Linked DNA regions of Homo sapiens: region 2 is linked to region 1. A link is an interaction called in ENCODE POLR2A ChIA-PET data of the cell type or tissue named here. Cell type or tissue: HepG2. All regions are shown on one strand.

The links. Peaks named below come from ENCODE experiments on the same cell type or tissue, not always from the same donor. Only the 100,000 strongest peaks of a DNase experiment are listed, where the experiment ranks them.
Region 2: POLR2A ChIA-PET joins it to region 1 with 6 read pairs; 6 of 35 experiments call an interaction of 5 or more read pairs at or near these places.

Annotation. Positions count from the first base shown.
Region 1 is chr5:133,073,968-133,078,967 of GRCh38, reverse strand. HSPA4 (heat shock protein family A (Hsp70) member 4) reads right to left here. Exons shown (of 19, transcript NM_002154.4): 6 at 4,842-4,975; 7 at 2,070-2,314. Among named protein-coding and RNA genes, the nearest start is that of HSPA4, 24 kb to the right of the region's middle. In HepG2, no CTCF peak of the experiment used is centred here; a DNase peak (open chromatin) is centred at 2,607.
Region 2 is chr5:132,924,254-132,929,253 of GRCh38, reverse strand. AFF4 (ALF transcription elongation factor 4) reads left to right here. Exons shown (of 21, transcript NM_014423.4): 5 at 2,047-2,133. Among named protein-coding and RNA genes, the nearest start is that of AFF4, 37 kb to the left of the region's middle. In HepG2, no CTCF peak of the experiment used is centred here; no DNase peak of the experiment used is centred here.

The DNA.
Region 1 (5,000 bases):
GAGTCCAGAAGTTCAAGACCAGCCTGGGCAACATGGTGACACCCAGTCTCTACAAAAAATACAAAAATTAGCCAGGCGTGGTGGCACGTGCCTGTAGTCCCAGCTACTCAGGAGACTGAGGCAGGAGGATCACTTGAGCCCAGGAAACAGAGGGTGCAGTGAGCCAAGATCACACCACTACACTCCAGCCTAGGTGACAGAGTAAGATCCTGTCTCAAAAAAATAACAACAACAATAATCACACTAAATGAAGGCTATAATATAGAACATATAAGAGCTACGTATTCTGATGATGTAAATACAGTACAACTTTTTTTTTTTTTTTTTTTTTTGGAGACAGTGTCTCACTTTGTTGCCCAAGCTAGAGTACAGTGGCACGATCTCAGCTCACTGCAACCTTCATCTCCCAAGTTCAAGCGATTCTCCTGCCTCAGCCTCCCAAGTAGCTGGGATTACAGGCGCCTGCCACCACACCCAGCTAGTTTTTGTATTTTTAGTAGAGAAAGAGTTTCACCTCGTTGGCTAGGCTGGTCTCTAACTCCTAACCTCAAGTGATGCACCTGCCTCCCAAAGTGCTGGGATTACAGGAGTGAGCCACCATGCCCCATCACAGTACAACTATTTTTTTTTTTTCTTTTGAGACGGAGTCTCACTGTCGCCCAGGCTGGAGTGCAGTGGTGCGATCTCAGCTCACTGCAAGCTACACCTCCCAGGTTCACACCATTCCCCTGCCTCAGCCTCCCCAGCAGCTGGGACTACAGGCACCCGCCACCATACCCGGCTAATTTCTTGTATTTTTAGTAGAGACGGGGTTTCACCATGTTAGCCAGGATGGTCTCAATCTCCTGACCTCGTGATCCGCCTGCCTCTGCCTCCCAAACTGCTGGGATTACAGGCGTGAGCCACCGTACCAGGCCACAACTATTTTCAAACAACAGCACACAGGCAAATTCAGTTTTTAAAAAATTTAAACTACTTAATAAGTATCTACTTAGCTCTTACAAACACGTAACATTTCACTAACAATTTCTTAAACATACTGGCTTACCTCCAGACTTCATGGAACACACATACACACACACAAGACTGCTGCTTAACAAAAACGAAAGCCATCTCTTCCAAGTAGGGGGAGAGGTGACTAAAAATTTGGATACAAAGCAACAATAAACACCATTTCAATTTTTTTACGGATAGCTCAGGCCCATGTCTCCAAATACACCATCAGTCTTGCCTGAATTCTACCAGTAGAGTTCACAGCCAAAAGAACATCTTACTCCCATCATCCAAGCAACTGAACCAGGCAACAATAACACTCTGGGTAGTTTCTGAGGATAACCCCGAAATGTCAATTACCCAGAATTCTTGCAGCACTATACAAAAAGAGCTGTCACCCTCAAGTGAACCCGAATATTTCAAAAAGAAAAATTTCGGGCTAGGCACGGTGGCTCACACCTGTAATCCTCATACTTTGGGAGGCTGAGGTGGGTGGATCACCTGAGGTCAGGAGTTTGAGACCAGCCTGGCCAACATGGCGAAACACCGTCCCTACTAAAAATACAAAAATTAGCTGGGCGTGGTGGCAGGCACCTATAACCCCAGCTACTCAGGAGGCTGAGGCAGGAGAATCGCTTGAACCTGGGGGTGGAGGTTGCAGTGAGTTGAGATTGTGCCACTTTACTCCAGCCTGGGCAAAACAGCAAAAACCTCCATCTCAAAAAAAAAATTACAATTTCTTAGTCACTGGGTAAATTAAATTCAATTTAATTCTGCATTACAGCCCTTTGCCCTGATTTTTTGGAAACTGAAATCTCGTGTATAACAAATGCATATGTAAAGAACTATCAACATGTTGGAATATTCAATTTATCAGAACAAAAACATTAGTCTACATTATTAACCAGACCCAACTTTACATAAAAAGCAGGGTCCTGAATGGCTTCTAATTTTTAAAATAGAACCAAAATTATCATATAACCTCCGTGATTATTTTAACAATTAGCCAATTAAAGGTTAATATATGTGGAGAAAACTCACTCTTCACTTTAACATCGAAATAGTAATATACTTACCTATTCATAGTTCCAGATACATCAACATCATTCATAAAACATTCAATGCTCAAAGGGAGATCTGAAGCATTTGCACTCATCAATTTCTTGAGTTTCTCACACTCCTGAGAGAGTCGTAATAATGCACGGATTTTGGACTTAATGTCTAGCTTGTATTTCTTCCCAAATTCTTCACAGAAGTGATTTACTAACACTTCATCAAATTTTCTACCTCCCAATGTCGTGTCAAATGCAGTGGCCAGAACCTTAAGGAAAAAATGAGAATTAATCTAACAATTAACCAATCGATTTTGAAACAGATGATATATATTTACCTGGTAAGTTGTTTATCTAAAAAAAAAGAGGGAGGGTTACATTAAGGTTAAAACAAAGCAATGTATACATCATTTAATCCTTATTACCCCACACTGTAAAAATAGGCACTATAATCCCCAATTTACAGATAATGCTACAGACCTAGACAGATGAGATAAACTGCAGTTCACAAAGCTACTAAGTGGTAGAAGTGGAATTCAAAGCCAAATCTCCTTAATTCCAAAGTCCATGCCCTCCCCACTACACCAGTCTGACAACCAATAGCAGTTACATGTCCAAGGTAAAATATACTAACATGTCATGTACATACTTCTAGTCTACTCAGTATCACAAAACTGAGTAATACCAAAGGCTCAACTCTCTGCAGTTTACTACCAAAGGATTCCTTAAAGCCTTAGCTCACCGCAATGTGTTTCTATTTAACCTGGAAGTCTAATTAGCCTGGGTTACCCGTTTTCAAATCTCTAACAGATTAGAAGCAAACTAGATCTAATTAGATTCAGTAATAGAAGTTAGGCTAAATAAGTGATGACATCCTTATGAAGGAATAAAACCAGTAAAAACAATCTCTTCAAAGAATGCTACACGTCATGGGGGAAATTTTCTTAGTATGTTAACTTAAAAAAAGACAGGACACAGAGCTAAATATAGTGACTCCAATTCTGTTTTCTTAGAAAATTAGAATGAAATACATCAAGCTGTTAAGAATGGTAAGATTGTAAGTAACTTTTCTTTATTTTTTTTTCTTTTTTTTGAGACAGGGTCTCACTCTGTTGCCCAGGCTGGAGTGCAGTGGCACAATCTCAGCTCACTGTAGCCTCGACCATCCAGGCTCAAGCAATCCCGCCACCCCAGCATCCCAAGTAGCTAGGACTACAGGCACACATCACCACATCCAGCTAATTTTTGTATTTTCTTTGTAGAGACGGGGTTTTGCCATGTTGCCCAGGCTGTTCTCAAACTCCGGGCTCAAGCAATCCCCCCACCTCAGCCTCCAGAGTAGCTAGGACTACAAGCACACCGCCACACCCAGCTAACTTTTGTAGAGACAGGGTTTTACCATGTTGCCCAGACTTGTCTTTACACATAAATGTTTTCCAATTTGGGGAGATTTTTGTAATGAATATTTTTATAATTTAAAAGTAATCAAAAGGATTGCAAAACTGACAGGTGACAGGTAACACAGAAGGACAATTTAGAAAAACAGAAGCAGATGGCTACTAATACACATCGTTCTGATCCAAAGCCAGGCTAAATTATAACCAGAGTCTTCCGTTTAAAAAGATGAAAGCATAGCATAGATCTTAGAAATTCTATTAGTGATTAAAGTTTAAACACTGAGAATTACATTTGGTCCACCATTTATAGCTGTCAAAAAGCAAAATCACAAATCTCTCATTTCCCAATTATCTAAAAGACTCGCTTTCTTTTTATTTAAAAACAAAACCACCTAGAAACAATATAAAACCAGAAAATAAAGTGGAAACGTCTATTTTTCAAAGAAACAAGACCATAACAAATGAAGTCTCAAAATGCCTCCAAAATTACCAAATATTTAGTTTGGGGTAATCCCTCTCCACCAATCTCCAATGGGTACAAGGCAGTCAATTCAGACCTTGGCACCAACAATTTTAATATACAATTCAAATAATTAAAGCAAACACTTGAGAAATCCTTGGTTCTTCACCAAATTCTAGATAAAATCATCTAGACAGAGAATTTTATACCCTACTGTGGAACTAGCATAAACCAGCAAACTCAACTATGACAGAGATCAATCACCCTCTGGCCCCTCCTTGCCTTCTATACTTCTGTGTGTACAAAACTGCTTAAACTTTAGGCTTTCTAGAAATCTATAATTCCTAGTCCAGTTTGTTTTGGCATCCAAAAGAAACCCCTTTTCCAGAACACTCAAAACCTCATGAGCAAGAGTACAGAGCACCTGTACCACCCTCTCAATCCCCAGTGTAAAATTCACCAAGGAACTACATGTTAAAAAATCCTCCTGCTGGGCGCCGTGGCTCACGCCTGTAATGCCAGCACTTTGGGAGGCCGAGGCAGGTGGATCACCTCAGGTCGGGAGTTCGAGACCAGCCTGACCAACATGGATAAACCCCGTCTCTACTAAAAATACAAAATTAGCCGGGCGTGGTGGCACATGCCCGTAATCCCAGCTACTAGGGAGGCTGAGGCAGGAGAATCGCTTGAACCTGGGAGGTGGAGGTTGCGGTGAGCCAAGATCGCGCCATTGCACTCCAGCCTGGGCAACAAGAGCGAAACTCTATCTCAAAAAAAAAAAAGAGAAAAAAAAGAAAGAAAAGAAAAAAAATCCTCTGAATAACCCTGTAAGGTATGCATTGTTTCTCCCATATTGTAGATGAGAAAAAATCATTGTCTCTCAAAATTTCATAATTACCATACTACTAACAGTCTTCTGGAAAAAAAATATATACTTACTTTCAGTTTTCCTCTATTAAATGCACATACAGAAACTTGATAAGCAGAGTGGCCCATGTCTACAAAAACTACATTTCTTGGTTTCTCTTCTAAGGCAGGAAGATCCTGCTTATAGATTCCATATGCAAGAGCAACTACAGAAGAAAAAACACAAAAATT
Region 2 (5,000 bases), 150 kb after region 1:
ATTTGAGATATAAAATGCCAATGTTAAAAACCTGAGTTTATGAATTTTTGTTTCCTTTTCCCTTTCCTGTCTGTAGTATGCAAGGAACTTCAGGTGTGTGTTCCCTTCATGTTTTCTTTGTATTTGTAGTCATATCATTTTTAGGAACCCCATCATGAACTTAAAAAAAAATTCACTCTAAATGTATATTTATTGAAAAAATGATTTATTCAAGGCATGCTCATTAAGCACCTACTTTGTGTCAACCACTGGGAATACAGTGGTCATAATGTTATGCCTTTGAGCTGATATTCTAGAGCTGGATGTAGGAAGCAATCTATTACATAATATTATTTCAGGAAGTGAAATTCTATTAAAAATCAAAGCATTTTAAGGGAATAAAGAGCAATTATGTGCAGGTGGCTGTTTTAAGAGGTTCAAGTAGTAATATATCAAGTGCCCTTGTCTCTTCCTTCTGTCATTCTGTTGCCCAAAGCTAAACATTAACTAGGACGTAGACTGATTTGTCTTTGTCACTTAATAAAATACTGTGGACATCATTACATATCAACAGTTAAATTTCTCATTTTAATGTCTGGTGTTCTATTTTATAGATGTCTGGTAATTTATTTAATCAGTACTGTGTTGGTGTCAACCTAAATAACAGAGGCTCTCTGAAAGAAAAGATGATGGGAATAGAGCATTGCAGTGGAAATACATGTGCCATAGTAGTCTATGGTCATATTCAAAGAGGTAAAGAGAGACAAAGGTTTTTGAAGGAAAAAATGAGGAAGATTACATAATTGTTTTTGAAATAATTATCCTTGGCTACAAAGATCACTAGTAAGGATGACACCAGTCTGAGGTCGGACAAGCTGGACAGATGTCCTTGTGGAAATATTTTTTTGGTTTAAGGTTTTGATGACCTTTGTGCAAGGTTGTGGTTTTTGTAGATTTTTTTGTTTATCAGGCATACAAGCATGAGAAGCCTTTCTTCATGGTCTTTCCCAGCTCAGGGTGTTTTGGGTTTTTTTTTGTTTGTTTTTTTGTTTTTTTTTAAATATATAAACATTAGTGACTCCATTTTGATTCTCACAACTTTCACATTGACTACCTAGGTTGTTTCAGTTTTTGAAGTGTGAGCCCCTTATACGTATATCTTTACAAAACTGTGTGGATATTGCTATGGGATAAATTCCTAGGTGTTACACCACTGTTAATTTGTTGCATTTCCTTAATTTACCTGATGGCTTACTTTGAACTAAATGCCAGAAATAATATACTCTCTCCTTATTCTGATACTTCTGTCTCCTTGGCTTATCTAACATACACATTGTAATCTTACCAGACCTCACCCAGACATATTTGGCATTAAGATTAGGCAGAAGGCATTGAATGAAATCAAACTTAGGGTCTTGCTTTTCTGTTTTCCTCCTCATGTGCTTTTGAAATTTCTCTTCTGATTTCTTCCCCTGACAAAATTTTTCTACGAGTATATATAGGCTCTATAGCCAGACTTTTGAGGATGAAATATAATGTTCATTATTTACTAAGTGTATGGCCTTGAATAAATAACTTTTGTGCTTCAGTTTCATCCTAAATAGAGGTAGGATAATAATGGTATCTACCTCATAATGTCATTGTGAGTACTAAATGAGTAATAAACATGTAAAACACTTAGCACAGTGTCTGGCCCATTCAAGGTACACAGTAAATGTTAGCTGTTTTCCTTATCATTGTCCCTTCCTCCCACTCTCCTAGCAAGCTCTTCCTGATTAGCGTTTTATTATGTGCCTTGTATTTGATTACAGGCTGATTTCTGTAACTATTCACAGGTTTCATAATTTGAATTGTAAACTCCTCAAAGCCAGGGAGCATTTATTAATCTTCTTATTACCTACACCATAGTGCCTAGCACACAATTGTGCTTAATATTTATTGACTAAGTATGTAGAATTTTGGAGGAGCTGTCATGAAACCAGTATTTATAAATACAAATCTGGTTTTTAGCTGTATAATTTTTATCCTTGACCTGGTTGAAAACAAACTGTAATAATTACATTTCAGGAGATGACGCATTCATGGCCTCCCCCTCTAACGGCTATTCATACACCATGCAAAACAGAACCTTCCAAATTTCCTTTTCCAACTAAGGTAAGTAAATAAAATGTATCTTTCATAATGTAAGAAAACTCTAAATGGCTTGACTAAAATCATATGGATTAAAAATTGTCTTGCCATTCCTATTCTAGTGGGAGACAGACAGTAAATAAGTGAATAAATAGATAAATTCAGATAGTGACAACTGTTATGAAGATAATTAGCAGGGTAATGGAACTGAGAGCATCTTGGATCAAGAGGTATTAAGAAAGCTTTGAAGGCAATATGCGAGAGAGATTTAAAAGACATTAATACAGCCGGACACGGTGGCTCACTCCTGTAATCCCAGCACTTTGGAAGGCTGAGCCAAGAGACTCTCTTGAGGCCAGGAGTTTGCGACCAGCCTGGTCAACATAGCAAGACCCTGTCTCTACCAAAAATTGGAAGGAAAAAAAAAAAAAAAAAAAAAAAAAAGCTTGGCATAGTGGCACAGGCCCGTGGTCCCAGTTACTCGGGAGGCTGAGATGGGAGGATCACTTGAGCCTGGGAGGTCAAGGCTGCAGTGAGCTGTGATTGCACCACAGCACGCCAGCCTGGGAAACAGAGCAAAATTCTATCTTAAAAAAAAAAAAAAAAGACAGTGGTATTTATTGCAGACTATTATGGTATTGTAGGCCAGAGGTGGTAAGGGCTTCTCAAACTGTTGTTTTAAGAACCTGTTTCCATAAGACATAGCAACCATACTTGTCCCGTGGAAAGAGGTTCCTCAGATAACAGTTCCAAGGTTGTTTAAAATCAGCAGATTGACTTTTTTTTAAACTTATACTTAACAGTATTAATTTACACTTAAAACAAATAATACAGAAATACATTCTCCTTGTGAAAGTTTTACCAGTCCCCCTAATAATAGCCTTTCCCCAATTCCGTCCCCTTCATCCCAACAGAGCTCCTTTCCTAAGTACCTTTGCAAGTCTTTTTTATATTCATGTAATACATATATAATCATTACATGTAAGCATTTTCTTATTTATTTCTACGCAAATATATTGTTCTGTATCTTTCATCAGTCAGCAGTAGGTCTTGGGGACCTGTCCATGTTACTGCATGTAGAGGTATTTCGTTTCTTTTTATTGCATCTTTAGTGTTAATATATCCTAGTTTATTTAGCCATTTCTCTTTGGTATTTAAGCTGATAGCAAGTTTTCATTTCTATAAATGTTTCTTCAGTTGGTATCTTTGTTGGTGCCTTCTGTGTGCATGTGATTTTCTTTAGGGTAGAAAGCAAAAAGTAGAATTGCTGAGTGTTGAGAGTATATATTTAATACATACACTCACAAATTCCTTCCATAGTTCTATTACAGGATTTGTACCAGCCAGTATTCCCACTTGTATTACCTGTTGTTTCACACATGCACACCACCATTTGATATTATTAAACAGCAGTGTTTTGAGTAAAAATGGCATTCCATTTGCTTGATTGCTAGTGAGGTTCATCATCTTTACATATTTGTTATCCATTTGGTTTCTTTGTGGGTAAATTTGCTTATTCTCACTGTCCTTTGGGTTGCATTTTTTACCTATTGAGTTTTAGGTGGTCTTCCTTTTTTGTTTTGTGTTGTTTTGTTTGAATTGTGGATTCTAATAATTTCTTATACATGCTGAAAATTTATCTACCAGTTAGATTCTTGTCTTTTTATTGTCTAAAGTTTTTAATTTTTGATGAATAAAATATATCTTTCTCTTCCTTTATAGTTTTTGCTTTTAATGTCTTGTTAAAGAAGACTTTTCTTTCTCTAGGATCATAAACATACCCTCTTATTTTTATTTTAATGTGGTTTTTAGTTTTATTTTTTATGTTTACCTTTGTGAATGATGTCAGGTAGATTTAAAAATTTTCTGTCTATATGTGTGCCATATCACTCTTACCTTTTATATCTTTGTTTACATATACAAAATGCACCGGTATTTATTTATTTATTTATTTATTTATTTATTTTTCTGAGATGGAGTCTCCCTTTGTCACCCAGGCTGGAGTGCAATGGTGTGATCTTGGCTCACTGCAACCTCTGCCTCTTGGGTTCAAGCGATTCTCCTGTCTCAGCCTCCCGAGTAGCTGGGACTACAGGTGCCCGCCACCACGCCCAGCTGATTTTTGTATTTTTAGTAGAGACAGGGTTTCACCATGTTGGCCAGGCTGGTCTGAACTCCTGACGTCAGGTGATCCACCCGCCTTGGCCTCCCAAAGTGCTAGGATTACAGGTGTGAGCCAACGCACCTGGCCAATGCACTGTTATTTAATGTGCAGTTTGAGTTTTGTTTTTTGTTAGTTTGTTTTGAGATGGAGTCTTGCTGTGTCACCTGGTGCGATCTCGACTCACTGCAACCTCCGCCTCCTGGGTTCAAGCGATTTTCCTGCCTCATCTTCTTGAGTAGCTGAGATTACAGGCACACGCCACCACGCCTGGCTAATTTTTTGTATTTTTAGTGGAGACAGGGTTTCACCATGTTGACCAGGCTGGTCTCGAACTCCTGACCTCAGGTTATCCACTTGCCTTTGCCTCCCAAAGTGCTGGGATTAACAGGCGTGAGCCACCGCGCCCAGCCTGCAGTTTGAGTTTTGATAGATATGTGCACCTGTATAACCACCACCATAATTAGGAATTAGAACATTTCCATCACCCCCAAATTTCTTCATGTTCCTTTGTAGTCTCCCTCGCCTCCACCACTGTCCCTATGCAATTTCTGATCTATTTTATGTCACTCTAGATAAGTTTTGCTTTTTCTAGAATTTCATGTAAATGGAATCAGTACATCATGTGCTTCTTTTATATATTTACTTTCTTTTGCTCAGTATTTAGTTTTGTAATTCTTCCATGTTCTTGATTATATCCATGGTTTCTCTTTTTCTTTTTCTTTTTTTT